Regions from separate parts of the Homo sapiens genome. Here regions 1 and 3 are each linked to region 2. The links are chromatin contacts, found by Hi-C or POLR2A ChIA-PET in ENCODE. All regions are on one chromosome and are shown on one strand. The core of a region is the stretch at or near the end of the contact, and the rest is flanking DNA. Distances in the headings are between cores, read along the strand shown.

Region 1 (3,298 bases), core at 193-2,692, 130 kb after region 2:
CGCGGGTGCTGGGTGAGCGGTGGGGTGGAAGATCGGGAAGTGCTTGGACAAGGCCTGGACCTGGGCCGGGGTGTCTGGGTGGATGGACGGACTGTCCCACCAATGGGGACACACGAGGAGAAGGAGGAGGAAGCTTGGGAATAAGTCCAGCTGGGCCATGTTGTGAGGACATGGGGATGAAGTCTTAGTTCCAGGATGGGGCTGGGATGGAGTTTGGTGTTTCTTTTCTGTTTTTCTTTCTTTTTTCTTTTCTTTTTTTTTTTTGTGAGACAGAGTTTAGCTTTTGTTGCCCAGGCTGGAATGCAATGGCGCGATCTCGGCTCACCGCAACCTCTGCCTCCCGGATTCAAGCGATTCTCCTGCCTCAGCCTCCCGAGTAGCTAGGATTACAGGTGCCCACCACCATGCCCAGCTAATTTTTTTTTTTTTTTTTTTTTTTTTGTATTTTCAGTAGATACAGGGTTTCACCATGTTGGCCTTGAACTCCTGACCTCAGATGATCCACCTGCCTCGGCCTCCCAAAGTGCTGGGATTACAGGCGTGAGCCACTGTGCCCGGTCTCTCTCTCTCTCTTTCTCTCTCTCTTTCTTTCTTTCATCTCACTGTGTTGCCCAGGCTGATCTTGAACTCCTGGGCTCAAGTGATCCACTCACCTCTGCCTCCCCAGTAGCTGGGATCACAGGCATGCACCACCATGCCCTGCTAGTTTTTATAGTTTTTGTAGAGACAACGGCTTGCTATGTTGTCCAGGCTGGTCTTGAACTCCCAGGCTTAAGTGATCCTCCCACCTCAGCCTCCCAAAGTGCTGGGATTACAGGCGTGAGCCACCGTGCCCAGCCAAAACTGTCCATATTTGACCTGAATATTATCTCACGTATCTTTCTTTCCCCCCGCTTCCCTCCTTCCCTCCTACTCCTCCTTCTCCCTCTCCTTCCTTCTGTCTTTTTTTTCCCCTTCCTCTGCCTCTCTCTCCTCTTCCCTTTTTTCTTGCTGGGACTCAAACCTGGGACATTTGACCTGGGAGCCTATTTGCTCAATCATCAAGAGACATAATCTCATGGTGGGGTGTCTGCTGGTAAGTGCCGGGTGGCAGGATCCCAACTCCAGGCCGTCCTTCTAACCCAAGAGGCCCTGCCTCTGCCTAGAGCCTTCCGTGGCTCCCCAGGGCCCTCTGTGATCGGCCATAGTGGTATGATTCAGTGTGCAGTAACAGTGGTTCACATCTTGACGCTACCACTCACCTCCTTCAGCCCTGTGGGAACTTGCTGCTTAACATCTCTAGTTCTCACCCAATTCTCTTACCTGAGAAATGGAGATAATAATAACACGGACTTCACCCGGGTGTGGGGAGCACCAGGAGAGGCCATGCGTGTAATGTTATCCGGGTGGCAAGCCCATATTTAGGTCTATGAAAATAGAAGCTGTCAGTGGCTCTACTTTCAGAAGAAAGTGTCTCTCTTCCTGCTTAAACCTCTGTCTCTGACGGTCCCTGCCAATCGCTCTGGTCGACCCCAACACACTAGGAGGACAGACACAGGCTCCAAACTCCACTAAGTGAGTACGTATCTGGTGTGTTGGGGGTTGGCCATGGGAAGTGGAGATCAAAGCGCCCTTGGAAGAAACGACCTTGGGCTGAGCCTCAAGGGATGACCAGCAGGAGGTCACAACCAGAGAAGGGAGGTGGTGGGTGGTGAGGGGGCGGGGGTGGGGGCCGCAGTGTGGACAGAATCTCGAGGCATTCGAGTCCCTGATTTGGGGAAGTGAAAGCAGGCCATCTGGTCTGAGATGAGCTTGGTGAGTGCGCTGGGCCGATCATAGAGGGCCCTGGGGAGCCATGGAAGACTCTAGGCAGAGGCAGGACCTCTTGGGTTAGAAGGACGGCCTGGAGTTGGGATCCTGCCACCCAGCACTTACCAGTAGACACCCCACCATGAGATTATGTCTCCAGATGATTGAGCAAATGGGCTCCCAGCTCAAGGGTCCCGGGTTTGAGTTCCAGTCCCACCACTGCGTGATGGGGACAAATGACTTACCCTCTTGGAACCTCAGTTCCACTGAGAGAGGCCCCACAGAATGAGGACAGTCCCCCAGCATCCTGCCAGTAGGTTTACTGAGCACCTACTGTGTGCTGGTGCTTTGAATACTCCCAATTTACAGATGAGCAAACTGAGCTGCTCATCCAGGAAGAAGCCAGGACTCGGACTCAGGTCTGTCCAGCTGCCTCCCTGGACAGTTCCAGTCCCAGGATGGTCTCTGGGTTCCTCTCACAATGTCAAAAGGGCCAGCTTGAGCTGCCGCTAATCAGAGCCTGGCCGCGCCACACCCCACCTCCCTGAGGCTCCGAGAGAAGGGACTTACCTATAGTCAAGCAGCGAAAGAAGGTAGCCCGTGACCTCCAGGCCTGAAGGACCCCAAGTCCCATGCTCCTCAGCACATAGTAGATGCTTTAAAGTCAGAGGACTTGGTCGGGCGCAGTGGCTCACGCCTGTAATCCTAGCACTTTGGGAGGCTGAGGAGGGCAGATCACCTGTGGTCAGGAGTTCGAGACCAGCCTGATCAATATGGTGAAACCCTGTCTCTACTAAAATACAAAAATTAGCCAGGTGTGGTGGTGGGTGCCTGTAGTCCCAGCTACTTGGGAGGCTAAGACAGGAGAATCGCTTGAACCCGGGAGGTGGAGGTTGCAGTGAGCCAAGATGGTGCCATTGCACTCTAGCCTGGGTGACAGAGCGAGACTCCATCTCAAAAAATAAAAAAATAGGCCATGCACAGTGGCTCACGCCTGTAATCCCAGCACTTTGGGAGGCCGAGGCGGGCGGATCATGAGGTCAGGAGTTTGAGACTAGCCTGGCCAACATAGTGAAAACCCGTCTCTACTAAAAATACAAAAATTATCTGGTCATGGTGGCACGTGCCTATAGTCCCAGCTACTCGGGAGGCTGAGGCGGGAGAATCGCTTGAACCCAGGAGGTGGAGGTGGCAGTGAGCCGAGATCGTGCCCCTGCACTCCAGCCTGGGCAACAGAGCGAGACTCCATTTCAATAAATAAATAAATAAATAAATAAAGTCAGAGCACTTTACAGATGCCCTGGGGACATTGGCAGAGGAGAAGGCTGAGGCCTGGGTTATGGGCTCTTAGCATTTCTCAGTGGGACGTGGCACAGAGTAGATGTTTCATAAATGTTTAGAATCCGAAGACCCACTGTGCGCAGCCCGGCACCAAAAACCTCAGGTATGCTGTGATCTCATTGGATCCTATCTTGGCCTCATGAGTTGGGTGCTGTCATCAGCCCATTTT
Region 2 (3,331 bases), core at 120-2,619:
CAGAGGCCTGGGGCAGGTTCCCACAGGGGTAGGTGCTGGGGGATTCTGGGGCCCTGTCACCCTCCAAGGCTCCAGTGTGGGCGCTGGTTTGGTGGAGGGGCAAGTTGGCTTCCTGGGGTGCGGCAGGCACCTCATGGTCTCTGGAATCTCTGCTTGAGCTGGGGGAGCTGTCGGGGACTCTGGGAGGGCCTGGACAGGTGGGATCTGAGGAGGGGTGCAGAAGTGTTGAGTGGGTGGGGGCAGGGGCAGATATGCCTGGGGTCTATGTTGGAGCTCTTAAGTTTTTCTGTGTGTGCTGGGGGATCTAAGTGACTGTGTGTGTGTGTGTGTGTGTGTGTGTGTGTGTGTGTGTGTGTGTGTTTGGGGTTTTCAGAAAGATGGGTGGCTCTGGATGGGGAGTGGGGTGGTTCAGAATATCCAACGGGAGGTCTTGAGCATGGGTGGATTTTTCAGGATCCAGGAGCCAGGATCCAGATGGGGCAGGATCAGTGGAGCTACCACAGTGTGCTGGGTGGACGCCGGGGAGTGGTGTTTAGGGGTGCCCTTGGGCATGTGGCAGCTGGGGTGGGAGATGGGCTAGCAGGCTGAGCTGAGGGCTGTGGGCAGGGGTAGGAAATCCGACTTACAGAGGCCAGAGAGGGGTCCTGTGGGGTCAGCATGGGGGGCGGGTAGGCCCTGAGGCTGGTCTCCTTGGGGAGAGGTGGGGGCAGTTCTGGGCCCAAGATAGGAGGACGTGAAGTGAGGGGGTGCGGGGAGGGGGTGGCAAGTGTTGTCCAGAAGGGAGGGGTCCTGAGAGATCAGGGCAGAAGGTGGACGGGGGTTCTTGGGCTTGGGGGGCGCTTCTGAGGGGCTGATCGGCGGAGTGGGGGGATGGGGAGCCCTGAGGGGGTTCCCGGAGAGGAGTCCTGAGGGTCACTGCAAAGGGTGGACGGGGGTCCTGGGCCTGCGGGGTCCTCATGGGGAGGGGACGGAGTGGGGGAGGGGGATCCTGCAGGAGCTCCTGGGGAGGGGTCCGGAGGGATCGGCAACGAGGGTGGGCAGGGGCCAGGGTCCTCCGAAGGTCCCGGGCTGGGGATGCCGAGGCTCCCAGCGCGGGTTCCGGGGCACGACGGCCCGAGTTGCGGTCCTGCCGGTTCCCCGCGGGCCGCATCACGGAGCCGCCGGCCTGAGCAGGCGCCCGGGAGGCCCGGCCCGCGCCGCCCTACCTGCGCCGAGCGCGCCGCCATCTCCGTGCCGAGCCTCGCCGCCCCGGGCTGAGCCGCCGGATCCTAGCCGCGCCGTTCGCCCCGCAGCCCCGGCCCGGCCCCCTCAGCCGCCCCCCGGGACCGCGGCCGCCGCCGGCTCCGCCGCTGCCATTTCACCCGCTGACAGGAGCCGCTGCCCCGCCCCCGAGGCCCCATCCGCCAATTCGCCGCCCCCAGGCGCCCTGGCCCCGCCCACCAGCCAGGAGTGACGGGGTGTCTGACCATTCCGTGGCCATTCCGTGAGGCGGGCCCTGGCTACGTTCAGAAGGTTGCCGCCTCTGAGGAGAGAGCGAATTGAAATGAGGGAAGCGGTGAAGGACAGGTAGTTTTGCGTATCGGAATGAGGAATCCTATTGATCAACACCTGATAAGACCAATAGCAAGGAAAGTGGGGGTGTGTCCGTGAGGAAAGGCTGCGGCCCTGAGGAACACCAGGCAGACGCGGCCAAGCGTTTGGCACTAAGCCCCGCCCAGAGCCGGGCTTTCTGCCCAATAACGAGACGCCCCGAGACGTCCATTATTATCTGCCCCTCAAACCTGGGCCCTGGCAACTGCTGGGGGCGCCATAAAGAAGATTGACACCTAGGGAACCAATGCTACTGAAGGAGGGCGGGAAAGTGACACTCTCTGACCAATGGGTATGTGAGATTGGTGGGAGCATTGGCGTCCTGGGCGGTGGGGCTTGAGGCCTGGGTTGAATGAAATGGGGGTGGGGCTAAGAGGAGGGCGTGGCCTAGGCCAGAGATGGGGCGGGGTCAAGCAAGGGAGGGGCTCGGGGGTTGGGTCTGAGAAGGGGCGTGGCCAGAAATCCTGAAGACTCACTGGGGACGTGATGGCACCGTGTCGTCTAGGAGCCCAGTTCTGTGCTGGGGACGGGGCGGTTGATATTGGGGGCGGGTCCCATAAAAGATTCAGGCCCGTCCCCTGTCTTACTCCAGGCCAGGTTAAATGTGTTCTCTAAAGCTCACAGAGCCGCGTGTTTCTCCATCAAAGCTCGGTTCGCGCCGTGATCGTGGGGAGGGATAGGCCCTCCCATTCCCCATCCTCCCAGGCTGATAGATCCTCGGGGAGTCGGGATGCAGGGCCTAGGTCGGGTCTCTTCCAGGTCCCCAGCATGGAAACTGCTTATAAACATTTGATGAATGAATGAATGAAAATGGGCCCGTGACTCTTTTAACAGAGAAGGGAGAGGTGGAGAATCCTTCAAGCTAGAGAGGAATTCGTAGGGACAGTTACTGACAGCGGGCAAGACTGACCAAAATGGACTTATTTCCTCCCCAAGATGTAGGGATGGGCCCTGGAGGGGGTGGGGCAGGGAAGGACCTTGTCATAGCAGAGAGGGTGACGTCATAAGTGTGTTTTTATTTATTTATTTTTCAGAGACAGGGTCTCGCTCTGTGTCCCAGTTTGCAGTGCAGTGATGCGAACATAGCTCAATGCAGCCTCGAACTCTTGGACTCCAATGATCCTCCCGCCTCAACCTCCCCAGTAGCTGGGACTACAGGTGCGTGCACACCATGCCCGGCTAATTTTTTTGGTAGAGGCTGGGGTCTTGGTATGTTGCTCAGGCTAGTCGGAAACTCCTGGTGCCAGGTTCTCCCACTTCAGCCTCCCAAAGTGCTGGGATTACAGGCATGAGCCACCTCGCCCAGCTAGATGTCCTAAGTTCAGAATGGGGAAGGGAAGGCTGGACCCAGGGAGGGGCACGTCAGGACTTCCTAAGGTCTGAGAGCTCAACCTTCTCTGTAGTAGGAGACTCTGTGTGGCCTTGCAAGCAGTGACTGACATCCACGTATGGTCCCGGCCTCTGTCCAGCTCTCTCTGCCTCTCCCTCCCTCTTCCTGTCTATTTTGCATCTGCCAACGTTCTGGAACTGTTAATAAACCTCCCCAGGGTCCGGGCGCGGTGGCTCACGCCTGTAATCCCAGCACTTTGGGAGGCCGAGGCGGGCAGATCACGAGGTCAAGAGATCCAGACCATCCTGGCCAACATGGTGAAACCCCGTCTCTACTAAAAATACAAAAATTAGCTGGGCATGGAGGCGGGTGCCTGTAGTCCCAGCTACTTGGGAGGCTGAGGCAGCAGAA
Region 3 (3,115 bases), core at 467-2,966, 180 kb after region 2:
AGCCTCCCATGTAGCTGGGACTACAAGCAATTGCTGCCACATCTGGCTAATTATTTTATTTTGTTGTATTTTATTTATTTATTTTTTGAGACAGAGTCTTACTCTGTCACCCAGGCTGGAGTGCAATGGCATGATCTCAGCTCACTGCAACCTCCGCCTCCTGGATTCAAGTTATTCTCCTACCTCAGCTTCCTGAGTAGCTGGGATAACAGGTGTGCACCACCACGCCTGGTTAATTTTTGGTTTTTTGGTAGAGACGGGGTTTCATCATGTTGGCCAGGCTGGTCTTGAACTCCTGACCTCAAGTGATCCGCCCATCTCAGCCTCCCAAAGTGCTGGGATTACAGGTATGAGCCACCGTGCCCGGTCTTTATTTTATTTTTAGTAGAGACAGGGTTTTGCTATGTTGCCCAGGCTGGTCTCAAACTCCTGGGCCTAAGTGATCCTCCTGCCTTGGCCTCCCAAAGTGCTGGGAACTACAGGCGTGAGCCACTGGGCCCAGCTCCTGTTAACATCTTTATGTGGAGAGTTACTGGGGACCAGGGACATTCCCCAAACCCACCCATCAATCGTAGTGACATGACGTTATGGACCCCCTGATGTGATGTACCAGGAAGTACCCGGCCCTACCAGCATGATATTATTCTGGCTGCAACTGACCCTTATTCCAATAGAGCATGTGGTTCTAAGCCATTTATAGGGTAAACATTGGGGCAGGGATGGGGAGAGAGGAAGCAACCTGCCAAATCCAGAATGAGGATCATTCCTCGGTACCAGAAGAGAACCAGAAAGAAAGCACCCTAAGTGGGGATACCACAAGGAAGTAAAGCAGGGGCCTCTCCCAGCTGGGGAAGGGAAGGAGGAAGGAGTACAATAGCTTGCAAGGCACAGCATTGCGGATGATGGGAATAGCAGGTGCAAAGGTTCTGGGGCAGGGACAGTGTGGTGTGTTTGAAGAACAGCAGCCAGGTTCACCATGAGATGGGAAATGGACTTGGGGGAAGGGATCTCAAAGGATAATTTTTTTTTTTTTTTTGAGACAGGGTTTCGCTCTTGTTGCCCAGGCTGGAGTGCAGTGGCATGATGGCTCACTGCAACCTCTGCCTTCCGGTTTCAAGCGATTCTCCTGCCTCAGCCTCCCGAGTAGCTGGGATTACAGGCGCCCACCACCACGCCCGGCTAATTTTTGTATTTTTAGTAGAGACAGGGTTTCACCATGTTGGCTAGACTGGTCTTGAACTCCTGACCTCGTGATCCGCCCGCCTCGGCCTCCCAAAGTGCTGGGATTACAGACGTGAGCCACCGCGCCCGGCCCCCCAACTTTTTTTTTGTTTTTAACACAACTTCTCGCTTTCTCACCCAGGCTGGAGGGCAGAGGCACAATCATAGCTCACTGCAGCCTCGAACTCCTAGGCTCCAGCGATCCTCACAGGAGGGTTTTGAGGATCTGCATAAAGCGTGCAGAGGGAGCTTGACTTCGTGCTCGTTAGGACCCGATATTGTCAGCTGCCGCCGCCCACAGGGACACATAAATATTTGTAGACTCAATATTTGCCTTTAGTGTGAAGACATTGCATCACCTGGGTATAAGTAAGGAGCAGAGGCAGAGGCGGTTTAAGCAACAGACTTTTGTCTCCGCTGAGAACCACGGAATAACCCCTGACCTACTTCCCCGTCGTGTCTAATTCGGGTCACCTCATCTCCAGTTACAGACGCGGAAGATCAAAGAAACCGGGAAATTGCGCCGCAGCGCCCCCTGGCGTTCGCAGCGCGTGCCTACACAAGCCACTCCCGGCGCAAAACTGCGGCTTCCCAGGAAATTGAGTTTAAATGTTTTTTTTTCTTTTTTCTTAATCTAGAAAAGATCATTTATTGTATCAAGTAACTACCCAGTTAGGCGTGAATACATTTTAAAATTTTTATTAAAACGAGTATTGGCCGGGCGCGGTGGCTCACTCCTGTAATCCCAGCACTTTGGGAGGCCAAGGCAGGTGGATCACGGCGTCAGGAGTTCGAGACCATCCCGGCCAACATGGTGAAACCCCGTCTCTACTAAAAATACAAAAATTAGCTGGGCGTGGTGGCACGCACCTGTAGTCCCAGCTACTCGGGAGGCTGAGACAGAAGAATCGGTTGAACCGGGGAGGCGGAGGTTGCAGTGAGCTGAGATCATGCCACTGCACTCCAGCCTGGGCGACGGAGCGAGACTCCATCTCCAAAAAATAAATAAATAAATAAATATAATATAATATAAAATAAAATAAAAAGAGTATTGTAGAGATTGGCTGGGCACAGTGGCTCACACCTCTAATTCCTGCATTTTGGGAGGCTGAGGTGGGAGGTCTTCAGCCCAGGAGTTAGAGACCAGCCTGGCCAACATGGCAAAACCCCATCTCTACTAAAAGTACAAAAATTCGCTGGGCATGGTGTCGCACGTCTGTGATCCCAGCTTTTTGGGAGGCTGAGGCAGGAGAATCGCTTGAACCCAGGAGGCAGAGGTTACAGTGAATCGAGATCGCACCACTGCACTCCAGCCTGGGCAACAGAGTGAGACCTTGTCTCAAAAATACATATATTTAGGAATTTGCTATGTTGCCCAGGCTGGCCTCAAACTCCTGGCCTCAAGCAATCCTCCCACCTCGCCCTCCCAAAGTGCTGGGATTGCAGGCGTGAGCCACTGTGCCCGACCTTGAGCTTAAGTTTTAAACATTAAAACCACCTCCCTCCCACTCCCTGCACCTCCCGTAAGTTAAAACGCGTCCCTGCTGAGGCCCTGCAAAGGCATATCCAGGGCAGGCGGACCCCAGGGGTCCACAGCCGACCCACTTTCTTCCCCACACCTCATCCCCTTCACAACTCTCCTCATCCATCTCCCTGCCCTGGTGGGAGATTCCGATAAATCCTAATTGTGGAACTGCTGAATCAGAGGGGGCTGCATTTTCCTTAGCCCCCACCTGCAAATTGTGTGTGCAGTTTTTCTGGGATGAGTGTCCTTAGATTTCCCTGAATTCTCAAAAGGATCTGTGACCTCAAAATCAGGAGAGAGGCCGGGCACGGTGGCTCACGCCTGTCATCCCAGTACTTTGGGAGGCCGAGGTGGGCAGATCGCTTGAGC

What was found. A loop is a pair of places that touch in the nucleus more often than their neighbours do. ChIA-PET counts read pairs that join two places held with the same protein, here RNA polymerase II (POLR2A). Pooled maps may share reads with other maps.
Region 1: a map with no recorded cell type shows a loop between it and region 2 (5-fold over the local background). The contact joins the promoter of FCER2 here to the promoter of EVI5L in region 2. A Hi-C loop is called at or near these places in 5 of 37 single-sample maps with no recorded cell type and 7 of 50 pooled maps. POLR2A ChIA-PET finds 5 or more read pairs at or near these places in 3 of 52 experiments (B cell, K562 and WTC11).
Region 3: a map of CD4-positive, alpha-beta T cell shows a loop between it and region 2 (12-fold over the local background). The contact joins the enhancer-like site here to the promoter of EVI5L in region 2. A Hi-C loop is called at or near these places in 1 of 168 maps with a recorded cell type or tissue (CD4-positive, alpha-beta T cell), 2 of 37 single-sample maps with no recorded cell type and 10 of 50 pooled maps. POLR2A ChIA-PET finds 5 or more read pairs at or near these places in 2 of 52 experiments (HEK293T and naive thymus-derived CD8-positive, alpha-beta T cell).

What each region holds. Positions count from the first base shown.
Region 1 is chr19:7,700,275-7,703,572 of GRCh38, reverse strand. It overlaps FCER2 (Fc epsilon receptor II), which reads left to right and starts at 1,442. Exons shown (of 11, transcript NM_001220500.2): 1 at 1,442-1,558. LOC105372262 (a long non-coding RNA gene) reads left to right here. Exons shown (of 5, transcript XR_936296.2): 5 at 452-493. RefSeq lists an enhancer at 1,446-1,555.
Region 2 is chr19:7,828,256-7,831,586 of GRCh38, reverse strand. It overlaps EVI5L (ecotropic viral integration site 5 like), which reads right to left and starts at 1,369. Exons shown (of 20, transcript NM_001159944.3): 1 at 1,206-1,369. RefSeq lists a silencer at 1,273-1,512.
Region 3 is chr19:7,650,837-7,653,951 of GRCh38, reverse strand. No RefSeq gene overlaps it. Among named protein-coding and RNA genes, the nearest start is that of STXBP2, 15 kb to the right of the region's middle. Within about 2 kb of position 1,716, at least 11 of the 41 ENCODE cell types and tissues checked have a DNase peak (open chromatin) inside an H3K27ac peak, as active enhancers do.